Linked DNA regions of Homo sapiens: region 2 is linked to region 1. Evidence: read pairs that join two places in POLR2A ChIA-PET (ENCODE). Cell type or tissue: OCI-LY7. All regions are shown on one strand. Each heading gives the region's core, and the rest is flanking DNA. Links, peaks and the distances in the headings are about the cores only. Region 1 overlaps EXOC6 (exocyst complex component 6). Region 2 overlaps KIF11 (kinesin family member 11).

Evidence for each region. Peaks named below come from ENCODE experiments on the same cell type or tissue, not always from the same donor. Only the 100,000 strongest peaks of a DNase experiment are listed, where the experiment ranks them.
Region 2: POLR2A ChIA-PET joins it to region 1 with 8 read pairs; 2 of 35 experiments call an interaction of 5 or more read pairs at or near these places.

What each region holds. Positions count from the first base shown.
Region 1 is chr10:92,899,245-92,905,903 of GRCh38, reverse strand. It overlaps EXOC6 (exocyst complex component 6), which reads right to left. Exons shown (of 22, transcript NM_019053.6): 5 at 6,260-6,305. Among named protein-coding and RNA genes, the nearest start is that of EXOC6, 54 kb to the right of the region's middle. In OCI-LY7, for the core only: no CTCF peak of the experiment used is centred there; a DNase peak (open chromatin) is centred at 3,773; H3K4me3 peaks cover 383 bases.
Region 2 is chr10:92,638,155-92,644,813 of GRCh38, reverse strand. It overlaps KIF11 (kinesin family member 11), which reads right to left. Exons shown (of 22, transcript NM_004523.4): 17 at 4,914-5,020. Among named protein-coding and RNA genes, the nearest start is that of KIF11, 48 kb to the right of the region's middle. In OCI-LY7, for the core only: no CTCF peak of the experiment used is centred there; no DNase peak of the experiment used is centred there.

The DNA of each region.
Region 1 (6,659 bases), core at 1,399-5,398:
CAGAAATTCAATAAGGACATAGCTGAACTGAACAGTACCATCAATCAACTGGATCTAATTGGCATTGACAGAATACTTCATCCAACAACTACAAAATACATATTTTTCTCAAGCTCACATGGAACATCAAGACAGATCACATTCTGGGCCACAAAACATGCCTTAACGAATTTAAAGGAACAGAAATTATACAAAGCTAATACCATACTTAATGGTGAGAAACAAGATGCTTTTCCCCCATGAGATTAAGAACAAGGCAAAGAAGCTCCCTCTCACCATTCCTAGTCAACATCATACTACATGGAAGCAGTAGCTAATGAAATAAAACAAGAAAAAAAGGTATTAAGACTGGGAAAAAAGAAACAGAAGTCTTTGCAGGTAACATGAAATGTATCTATATAAAAACCTTCAACAAAAAATTTTCTGGAACTAATACCAACTCTGATAGAAATAATTAAAGAAAATCTATATAAATGGAAAGATATTCCATATTAATGAATACGAAGACTCAATATCATCAACTGATGATATCAGTTCTCCCCAACTTGATCTACAGATTCAATGCAATCCCAATCAAAACCCCAGCAACTTATTTTGTGAATATCAACAATGTGATTCTGAAGTTCATATAGACAGGCAAAAGACCCAGAATAGCCACACAATATTGAAGAACAAAGTTGAAGGATAGACTGACACTACCCAACTTCAAGACTTAATACTGTATAAAGTTATAATATTAAAGACTGTATGGTAAAGGTGAAAAGATTAACAAGTAGGTTAAAATGAAACAGAAAGCACAGAAATACACAAATACAGTTAACTGAGGAAATTCAATGGAAAAAGAGTCGTTCTTTAAATAAATGCTGCTGGAACAACTGGACATTCACATGCAAAAAAGTGAATAAATAAATGTAAACAGTGACCTTCACTTTTTATAAAAATTAATTCAAAATAGATCATAGACCTAAATGTAAAACACAAAACTCTAAGACTCTAGAAGATAACACAAGGGAAAATTTAGATGACCTTGGGTTTGGCAATTAGTTTTTAGAAACACCAAAGCACAATGCATGAGGGAAAGAAAAAAAGGTAAACTGGACTTTTCCAATTTAATTTCATTAAAACTAAAACTTCCTACTCTTTAAAAACACTGTTAAGAAAATGAAAAAACAAGCCACAGACTGGGAGAAAATATGTTCGAAACACAAATTGAATCAAGGACTTGAATCCAAAATATAAAAAGCACACTTAAAACTCAACAATCCAAAAATAAGCCACCAAATTAAAAAGTGATCAAAAGACTTGGACACCTCGCTAAAGAAGACATACATGTGAGAAGATGCTCAACATCATGTGTCATTAGTGAATTACAAATTAAAATAACAATGAGATATCATTACACACCTATTAGAATAGGCAAAATCCGAAAAAATGACAACACTAAATCCTGTGGAGGATGTGGAGCAACAGTAACTCTCATTCATTCTGGAGGGAGTGCAAAATAGTACAGCCACTTCTGAAGACAGTTTGGCAGATTCTTACAAAACTAAACATAGTCTTACCATATGATCCAGCAATCACATCCCCAGGTATTTACCCACATTAATTGAAAATTTACATGCATAAAACCTGCACACAAATGTTTATGGCAGCTTTATTCACAATTGCCAAAACTTGGAAGCAACAAGATGTCCTTCAAAGGTGAATGGATAAACTATGGTTCATCCATACAGTGTAGTATTATTCAGTGATAAAAAAGAAATAAGTTATCAAGTCACAAAAGGACACAGAGGAACCTTAAATGCATATTGCCAAGCGAAATAAGCCAGTCTGAACATATTATATATATACTGTATTATTTCAACTATCTGACATTCTGGAAAAGATAAAACTATAGAAACAGTACAAAGTTCAGTAATTGGTACGGGTTCACAGCAGGGAAGGATGGGGAAAGATAGGGAGCACAGGAAAGTTTTCAGGCAGTGAAACTATTCTGTATGATACTGTAATGGATACATGATATATGTTTGCCAAAATCCACAGAACTGTACAACACAGAGTGAACTCTACTGTAAAACTATGGACTCTGGTAAATACTTATGTGTCAATATTGGTTCATCAGTTAAAGTAAATGTACCATATTAATGCAAGACATTAATAACAGAAAAACTGCTTAGAAAGAAGAGGAAAAGTATATGGGAACTCTGTACTTTGTGTTTAATATTTCTGTAAACCTAAAACTGCTCTAAAAAATAAAATCTATTAAATAAAAAAAAAGCAAAAGATGTGAACAGACACTTCACAAAAGAAAACATACAAACAGCCAAATACCAAACAAAAAGGCACTTATGACACTTAGAGATCTCTAGATAAGCCAATTCCAAAGGTTTTCTTGCCACTGAAATTCAACATTCCCAAACCTTTATCATCTAGATGCCCTGGATTGTGTCTAATCTAAATCCTTTCTTTCTACAGTCTAAACCCATGATTTTTCTACCTCTGATTTCACTGATGGTAAAAAAAAAAAAAATTTGTTTATTCTGATCTATAAACAATCAGTCATCAGGAAAATGCAAATTGAAACAATGAGATACTATTTTATACTTACCAAAATGGCTCAACTAGAACAAACTAATTAAACACCATACGTTTGCAAGGATGTGGAGCAAATGAAATTCTTATATTAATACATTGCTAATGGAAGCGTAAATGGTACTACTAAAATAATTATTTTTTAAATTATATTTTTAAAGTCTATTTTTCAAATCATATTTTAAATAGAAAAGTATTTAACGGTTTCTTAAAAAGTGTAGCATTCATTTATGTTATCACTGAGCAATTCTACTCCTATATATTTACTAAATGGAAATATAAACATATCCCTATAAAAAAGACTTGTACCTTAATTTCATGGCAGTCTTATTCATAATACCTGCAAACCTGAAACCACCCAAATAGCAACTAATGGATAGATAAACAAATTCTAGCAATAAAAAGAAATTATGCAACCACAGACGAATTTTAAAAACATTATCGGGAGTGAAGAAGATTCCATTTATATCAATTCTAAAAACACACAAAACTAACCTATGATGTTAAAAATCAGAAAGTGGTTATTTCTAGAGAAGGGAGGAGAAATTGGAAGGAGGTATGAGCAAACTGTGGGGGTAATGGAAGTATTCTTCATCTTGTTTTGGTGGCAGTGACTGTGAGGAAGTATAAGAAAGCTTCTGGGTAGCAATAACATTCAACATCTTAAACTTGGTGGCTACACAGGTGTGTTTATTTTAGTATAACATAAACAAAAATGTACAAGTCATAAGTCTACAACTCCAAGAATCTCTAAAAAGCAAACACAAGAGGCTACCTGAAAAAAAAATTTGGAGATCAAAAAAGAGCTCCTAGAAATTAAAAATTAGCAGAAATTTTTAAAAATCAGCACCACCTTTGGAAGGTAAAGATGAAATAATCTCATAGAAAAAAGAGCAAGCAGACAAAGAGATTTTAAAATGTCAAAGAAGAGATAAGAAAATTAGAGAACCAATCTAGAAGACTGAACTATTAATATCCTAGAGAAATAAGAAAACAGAAAGAAAAAAATAATTCAAAAAAACTTCCTAATGCTTAAGGATATTATGAGATTAAAGGATAATTTCCAGATTAAAAGAAGGCTCACTAAGTACCCACCACAAAAAGTACCCACCACATCAAAGGACATCATCAGGAAATGATAGACCACAGAGGACAAAGAGAATGTTCTAAAAGAGAGAAAAGGTAGGTCACAAACTAACAACTTCAAACTGTGTGTGTGTGTGTGTGTGTATGTGTGTGTGTGTAATAAGTCCACCTAGCACATACATCTTAGTTCCTTGTTTTTGTTTTTGTTTTTCTTTGAGACAGGGTTTTGCTGTCACCCAGGCTGGGGTGCAGTGGCTCAATCTCAGCTCACTGCAACTGCCTCCCTGTCTCAAGAGATCCTCCTGCCTCAGCACCCACCCCCCACCAACCCCCCAGTAGCTAGGACTACAGGCACGCGCCACCACGCTCAGCTATTTTTTTTTTTTTTTCAGTAGAGATGGGGTTTTACCATACGGGCCAGGCTGGTCTCAAACTCTTGAGCTTAAGCGATCCACCTGCCTTAGCCTCCCAAAGTGCTGAGATTACAGGTGTGAGCCACTGCTCCCAACCCATACATCTTAGTTTCTAAATACCATTAATACTAAAAGGAGCTAGGGTACCCTGGAGAATGGCTGCTTCCAGATCTGAGGCAAAAAAAAAAAAAAAAGGCACAATGAGAGCTTGGAACATCTTACGATACAATAAACACAAAAATACTCAAAGACAAAGACACAGGAATTGGCTTGAGAAGTTTCTCTTGTTAAATTTGAAACAATTTGTGCATCAAAATGAATAATGACAATAATAAATTATAATATATTTATTTTAAAAATGCGTAAGTTCACAGCCATAATCGGAAAAAAAGAAAAAAGGTGGTGGTGGGGAATAAAAAGCTCTTCTTTATATATAAAACAGCCAGTTAATAAATGTTTAAGAAATAATAGAATTTTTTAAATCAACATCTTGTAAATCCAATATAATAACGGATTAAGGCAAGAATGATAAAACTACTGGGTGAAAACCTGTTAGGAAACAGGACCCACATATTACTTATTAATTGCAAAGAGAAAAATATACCTTTTCAAAAGACATCTGGTAGACTTCCCCTTAACCAAATGATCAAATTTAGCATAACCTAAGGACAACATGACTTTATAAGCCTCCTGATGTCATGCAATGTGAGGTATCACTTATGCTATACTCTTGCCAAAACCTTTTAACTTGAATCTAAACATGAAGAAACAACTAGATAAATCCAAAATGCCCTGGTCTACAAGAGAACTGACCTGCACTCTTCCATGAAAAAAACAAAGAACAGGAGGACTGTTCTAGATTAAAAGGGACAAAAGAACACATACAAATCAATGTTTTCAGGGAGGGAAAAAGACGTAAGACATTTTGGGGATAGTTGAGAAAATGTGAGTATAAATATTAGATTATATTACTGAAAAACCGATAATGCCCCAAACTGGAAAATAATATGGTAATAATTAAAAGTTAGTTATTTAAAGACATAAATATAAATACCAAAATAATCCATTAAAAGAGGTAAAAGTTTTTGCTCCTATAAAGAAGGAATGGTGAATGGGAAATAGGAAAGGTGATATCTGTTTTTTTTTTTTTTGGCAGCAAACGCGTAGGAAAATTATTTGAATCTTTAAAATGTGAGGATATATAACATTGATTTAAAAAGAGAATATATTATTAATACATACGTGAAAGAAAATAAGACTTTCAGAATAGTTTTTGGCTTGTTTATTACAGGGAAAAAATCATTCTACTAAATTGTATTAACTGGTAAAGCCTAATGAAATTCAACATGTAGCACAATGAAGCAGGACATACACACATCTTTTACTATAGGTCTGTATAAGATGTGTTCTGATAATTAAGTAGTTACTAACCAAGAAGAAATCATTTTTTCCCTAGTCCAAATTGTCTAATTTATTCTGGTTTTTCTATGTTACTTTTGAATCATTTGTTTTTTTTCTTTTGTTTTTTGGGGGGAAGGGGGTGGGGAGGTGAAATGAGGTCTCCCTATATTGCCCACGCTGGTCTCAAACTCCTGGGTTCAAGTGATCCCCTTGCCTCAGACTCCCAAAGTGCCGGGATTACAAGCATGAGCCATGACACCTGGCCAAAACTGTTCGTCTTTAAAATATTTTAAACATCACTATATCCAATGCTCCTATGGCAATCAATAAACTACTTTAAATTACTTTCTTTTTCAACTGTCATATATGCATTTGAGTTATAAAACAGAATGTGAACTACTACATTCACCCAGACTGTCAAAATATAACTGCCTACACTCTTTTCCTTCCACAATATGCACTTAGCCCTTAGTTACATGCAATATTAGTATGTTGGTAAGCTAATCAATATTTTCATTCCTGTTCGGCTATTTGTACTTGATCAACATTACCAATCCTTGATATCATTTATAAAGGACAATGATTTATTAATAAAAGGCTAAGATTTGCTTTAGTGGATTATCCTGATGCGCAAATTTTAAGTACAAAGGTTAGTGTAATGAAGAAAGCAAAACTCATGATTCACTATGATTTATAGTAAATGTATCTGTCCTTTCAATAATAGAAAAAAATTCTTATTTAAAACAATAGGAAAAAAACCAACTCACCTTTTGGCACTCATCTGTTCTTTCAGCTTACTGTACATTTCTAGCACTGCATTAAAAAATATAACATTTTAGCTTTCAAAATGAAAAGAAAATATTTTGAGACATGAAAATAATCAAAGCAGGAAAGAGTATATTACAAATTCATTAGACTTCTACAACTTGAGTTAGGCTAATATTTTCAAATAAAATGTTAAATACTTCAAGTATATGAAAACATGTTTATTTCCTTATATACTGAACATTTTATTATATACACACACACACATATATACATATAAATGTATTATACTGAACCTGGAACACTTGTATATGCTAACCACGTATAACTGAGACATTAGCCTACTAACAATTATCCTATCCAGAAACTACTAATATTTCTTCCCTGAAATAGAACTGGAAC
Region 2 (6,659 bases), core at 1,561-5,560, 260 kb after region 1:
AAAATTCATTGATAATTTCCATCTCGGTAAGTTGCCCTATAATAGCATTCCAAGTTATCTTACAAGATTTAAACCTTGTGGAATGAAGTGACTCTCTATTACCACTAGATGGTACACCACGTGGGTAAACCAAGTGAGTCAGCAAAGATGTTAAAAACCAAACCTACACGTGAAAGTCACAATGACTGAAAAAAGGGCAAGGCATAGTGGCTCACACCTCTAATCCCAGCACTTTGGGAGGCCGAGGCAGGTGGATCACCTGAGGTCAGGAGTTAGAGACCAGTCCGGCCAATATGGTGAAGCCCTGTCTCTATTAAAAATACAATAAATTAGCCGGGCGTGGTGGTGGGTGCCTGTAATCTCAGCTACTTGGGAGAGAGTGAGGCAGGAGAATTGGTTGACCCTAGGAGGCAGAGGTTGCAGTGAGCTGAGATTGTGTCATTGTACTCCAGCCTGGGCGACAGAGCAAGACTCTGTCTCAAATAAAAAAAACAAAACAAAATCTCACAACTTAATGGGAAGACGAGATTGAGTTAAAAGTACTATAAGCCATGACAATAAATGCCAAACGCAGTTATGTGCAGTGTGTACATAAACATCACCTAGATTCCTGGGTGATGAATACAAAGTCCCTAGACCATACTGGGAAACTCTGGTGTAGACAATAAATGTCAGGAAAGCAGGAAAAATGATTTGCATGGGCCTTAAGAAAGTATATCATACTTCCCTTCCTACTTCAATCCTACTCTAGTATTTCCTCCACGGCTATGGAATGGCCTAGAAATCCATCAGTCTAGATACTAGGAATAAAAAGTAGGACATACTTTTTTGATTCAGCATATAGGAAGAGTTCACAATGGAACATGCTATACTTAACAGGATCAAAAACAGGGTTGAAAAACAAATGACAGAAGTTAGGTAGGGATATATAAATGATAGCTAGAGTTCCAGAACAGCACTGTTCAACAGAAGTATAATAGAAGCCACATATGCAATTAAAAATTTCTGAGGCGGGCAATCACAAGGTCAGGAGTTTGAGACTAGCCTGGCCAATATGGTGAAACCCCCGTCTCTACTAAAAATACAAAAATTAGCCGGGCATGGTGGTAGGTGCCTGTAATCCCAGCTACTTGGGAGGCTGAGGCAGGAGAATTGCTTGAACCTGGGAGGCAGAGGTTGCAGTGAGCCAAGATTGCACCACTGCACTCCAGCCTGGGTGACAGACCAAGACTCCCTCTCAAAAAAAAAAAAAAAAAAATCTAGTAGATACATTAAAAAAGAAAATAGATAAAGCAATTCAAGTAACAATGTATTAGGTGTTTATTGCACATATAAACACCTAAGTAAAACATATGAAAATAATGACAAACGGGAAAGAGGAAACAGGAATATACTATTATAATGTCCTTTCACTACACATGAAACAGCAAATTATTTGATAATGGATTCAAATTATCTTAAAATGTATACAAATTCAAATTATCTTAAAATGTATACTTTAAATCCTAGACATACTACTAAAAAGGGAATATTTAAAAAGTATAAATAAGTCAATGGAAGAGATAAAAACATAAAAAGTGCTCAATTTAAATGAGGAAAGGCAGCTGGGTGCAGTGCCTCACACCTATAATCCCAGCACTTTGGGAGGCCAGGGCAGGTAAATCACTTGAGGTCAGGAGTTCGAAACCAGCCTGGCCAACATGGTGAAACCCCATCTCTAGTAAAAATTTAAAAATTAGCTGGGCATGGTGGTGTGTGCCTGTAGCCCCAGCTACTCAGGAGGCTGAGGCAGGAGAATCACTTGAACCCGGGAGGCAGAGGTTGCAGTGAGCCAAGATTGCACCACTGTACTCCGGCCTGGGCCACAGAGCAAGACTCTGTCTCAAATAAATAAATAAAAATAAAACATCATAGATTATAAATTTGATGAAAAAGCAAGACCCAACTACATGCTGTCTATAAGAAACCCACTTTAAATATAAAGACTTAGACCAAAAGTAAAGAGATGGAGAAGGATACATCATACAAATAGCAATCAAAGGAAAGCTAGAAAACCTGTATTCATTTCAGACAAAACAGACTTCAGAACAAGAGCTTATCAGAAATAAAAGTGGATATTACATAATGATAAAGAGGTCAATTCTCCAAGGAGATATAATAATCCTAAATGTATATGCACCCAACAACAGAGTTTCAGATACACGAGGCAAAAACTGATAGAACTAATAAAAAAAATAGATAAATCTACAATTAGAGATTTCAATACTCCTCTCTAAGTCACTGATAGAACAAATAGGCAGAAACTCAGTAAGGCCGTGGATGACCTGAATAGCACTATCAATCAACTTGATCAAAGTGACACATACAGAACACTTCATGCAACAAAAGCAGAATACAAATTTTTCTCATGTGGGTAGCACACAAACAAAGCATTATCAGAATAACACTGCAAGGGCTCTAAAAACTAAATTGTCAGTGGAACCACAGCCCATAAAAGTGAGCCTGGATCTGTATGCTAAGCCTAAACAGGGTGAATGCCAGCTAAAAAATACTTAAATAGGATCCTGAATCTCCTAACATAATACCCAAAATCTTCAAGGTACAATAGGAAATCACTTATCATATATCAAGAACCACAAAAATCACAAGTTGAATGAGAAAAGACAATCAATAGATGGCAACAACAAGAAAACTCAGATGTTGGAATTGTCTGGCAAGGATTTTAAAGCAGCCATCAAAAAATGCTCCAAAAAGAAATTAAAATACTCCTGGAAAAGAAAAAAATCCTAGCTAAGAAACAAGGTATAAAAAAAGCAAATGAAAATTATAAAACTAAAAATAAAAAAGCAATAACTGAAAAAACACCTCATTGAATGGGTTTAACAGTAGGTTAGAGATGACAGAAGGAGACTCAGTGAATATGAAGACAGATCAATAGAATTTCCCCAATGTGAACAACAAAGAGAATATATGTATCTATAAGAAATATATTCTACATATCTCCTGAGGGACCAAAATAAAAGATCTAACATTTGTGTCATCAAAGTCATAGGGGCAGATGAAAAAGAGTATAGGGCTGAAAAATATTCAAAGAATTAATAGATGAAAATTTCCCAAGTTTTGGTGAAAGGCATAAGCCTACAGATTCAAGAAGCTAAACAAAACCCAAATAGAATAAACTCAACGAAATATAAGTAGACAAAATATAATCAAGTTTCTAAAGACAAAAAAGTTTTGAAAGCAGCTATAGGGAGACTGCCTATAAGGGAACAATTACTTGAATGGCAGTGGATTTCTCATTTCATAGAGGCCAGAAGAAAATGGAAATATTTCAAATGCTGGAAAAAAATAATTGTCAACCCTGAATTCCACAGCCAGTGAAAATACCTTTCAGGAATGAAGGGGAAATCAAGACATTCTTAGACAAAGAAAAACAATTTCTGTCCAGCAGACCCACCCTTAAAGACTACTTCCCACCAAAGAAAGCTTGAAACTTTAGGAAGTTTAATTTCAGAATTAAATGGGGAAAAATAGGGTAAATATAGTATCTTTCTCCTCATGAGTATAGAATACTCAATAGGCAAAAAACTGAAACTTGACAAATCTCCTATGTTTTATAAAAATTTTTAAATGGATCATGAATATAAATGTTAAACCATAAAGTTATAAAATTCCTAAAAGAAAACATAGGTCTGACTGTAGTGTATGTTAAGTATGCGGAACTGGCAAGCAATGAGGCTACAAAGCAACATTAAACTCTAATACAGGCTGGGAGCAGTGACTCACACCTGCAATCCCAGCACTTTGGGAGGCCGAGGTAGGAGGATCAGTTGAGACCAGGAGTTCAAGATCAGCCTGGCCAACGTGGCGAAACCCCATCTCTACTAAAAATACAAAAAATTAGCCAGGCATGGTGGTATGTGCCTGTAATCCCAGCTACTCGGGAGGCTGAGGCAGGAGAATCACTTGAACTCAGGAGGCAGAGGTTGCAGTGAGCCAAGATCACACCACTGCACTCGCGCCACTGTACTTCAGCCTGGGCTACAGAGCAGGCTGTTTGTTTTTGTCTGAAAAAACAAAACAGAGCCGGGCGTGGTGGCTCACGCCTGCAATCCCAGCACTTTGGGAGGCCGAGGCGGGCGGATCACGAGGTCAGGAGATCGAGACCATCCTGGCTAACATGGTGAAACCCCTCTCTACTAAAAATACAAAAAATTAGCCAAGCATGGTGGCGGGCATCTGTAGTCCCAGCTACTCGGGAGGCTGAGGCAGGAGAATGGCGTGAGCCTGGAAGGCGGAGCTTGCAGTGAGCTGAGATCACTCCACTGCACTCCAGCCTGGGTGACAGAGCAAGACTCCGTCGCAAAAACAAAAACAAAAACAAAAAACAAAACCCTAATACAGGAATCAGCAAACTTTTTCTTGAAAAGCCAGATAGCAAATATTTTAGGCTATTGTTCAATGACCTGGATGCAATGACTCAACTTTGCCACTGCAGTGCAAAGGCAGCCAAAGACAACATGTAAACAGTGTCCAATGAAATTATTTGCAATAACAGGCATCCAGCCTGCTAGCCACAGTTTGCCAAACCCTGCTCTAGTTAGTATATTTTTCATCAGTAATATAGGTTAGAAATTGTGAAATTACTTAGTGTGTTTTCTAAGATTGAGGAAATTCGAAAATATATTGTGGGTAACAGCCAGGTTTTTCAATGTCTTAAAAGAGAGCACAAATACGCAATGAAAAGACATTTATATGCATGTATATATATACATACACACATACATAATAAAATATTAACAAAAGAGAAATTTGAAAGTACACAGAGGAATTATTTGTACTATTTAAAGCTTTTTCTTCTTAAATAATTTCAGACTTACAGAAAAGTTTAAGAGAATTTAAAAATAGCTTACTGCTGTATATTTTCCTGGACACTACTAAGTGGTTTCTGTATATTTTCACACTTTTCCTCCAAAGCACAGAATCTCTCTGTCCAAAGATTCATTAACTTGCAAAGTTCCTGTAAGAAAGGTGTGGGAAGTGAAGAGACTTAAAATTATGACACTTGAACATTTTTTATGACTGATAACAAAACAAGAAGTATTGTCCATAGGTGAGAATTATATAAATTCTTGACAAGAGATAAAGTTAACTTTACCTTTCTTCTACAGAGGAAAGCAGTGGAAGTGATATTAAAATGTAGGATTTGTTTTTTTTTTTAGAGACAGGGTCTCACTCTGTTGTCCAAGCTGTAGTGCAGTGGCACAATCAAGGCTCACTGCAGCTTCAACCTCCTGGGCTCAAGGGATCCTCCTTCCTCAGCCTCCAAGTAGTTGGGACTACACAGGCATGAGCCACCATGCCTGGCTAATTTAAACAAATTTTTTTTGTAGAGACGTGATCTCGCTATGTTGACCAGGCTGGTCTTGAACTCCTAGCCTCAAGTGATCACCCTGCCTCAGCCTCTCAAAGTGCTGAGATTACAGACATGAGCCATCACATCCAGCCAGGATTTTTTAAAAAGTAAATAATTAGCAAACTTTACTATTTTAGCTGTAAGTAACAAATTACTTTCAGTGTACCTCAAAACTAATCAAACAACCCATATATCACATTATGTTTAAGACCCACTTTGACAGATATATATAGTTGCTTTTTAACTGATAACACTGCTAGAAGGGAAAATTAATGTGATATACTAACGGGTCAAGCAATCCAAAAATATTATCAATTACTGGAGCTAAAAAATGTTACAGAACCTAGTTGGATCATATTAACAAAATGTAAATAGTCTTATCTTTGCTCATATTTTACATCTTTGAAAACAAGCTCTTATAGGCATATAACATGCTACATTGCAAAATGAAGAAGCCATCCTAATGACCAAAGAAGAGCTGAAAATGCATCCAACATTCTTATTCACTCTTCAGTCTGCTGGTTGGCCAGTATCTCTGAATAACACATCAGTTGACAATACATATCTAACATTCTGATTATGAATAAAGTCTGTCAGTATTTTTACTAGTCTCAAAGGTATTATCAGATTAATAATTTGAATGCTAATGCAGGTATTATATTTATCTATATGTAAATGTGTTCAAAGTTTTACATAATTATTTTAGTAGTGCTCATTTCAAGTTCTGGAAAACCTAAGAAATAGCTCACATACTGAACTTGCTTCCTTAAAGCCAGGAAAGCCAAACCATTCATGCTAAGATACTTTTCAGATCAGATTTTTTTGTATTGTTTTTTTAAAGAGCTGTCTAACAATTTTAAGCATTTCAAAACAGCAAATTTATAAAAAGGGGATCAGCCTTAGAATATACACCTAAAAAGTTCTCAACGGGTTTAAGGGAAATACCCTATGTAGATGTATGAGAAAATGCTGCAGTTTTAAGTTGCCAAAAAACACACAAAAGAGCCACTCAAACATGGATGCTTTTCAGGTAGTATGATCACTACCACCTTCTGCAAGATGATCTACATACTATTAGATGCTCACAGGGTCTCAGTTTCCTCATTAAAAATCTGACTAGTAATAGAATTTATATCTATATTGATGGGAGGAATAAACACAGTGAATTGCTCAATAAATGTTAACTATTATAAGAGTTCTGTCATATTATAATAAGCTCATTTAATAAAACTTTAGACAGTCA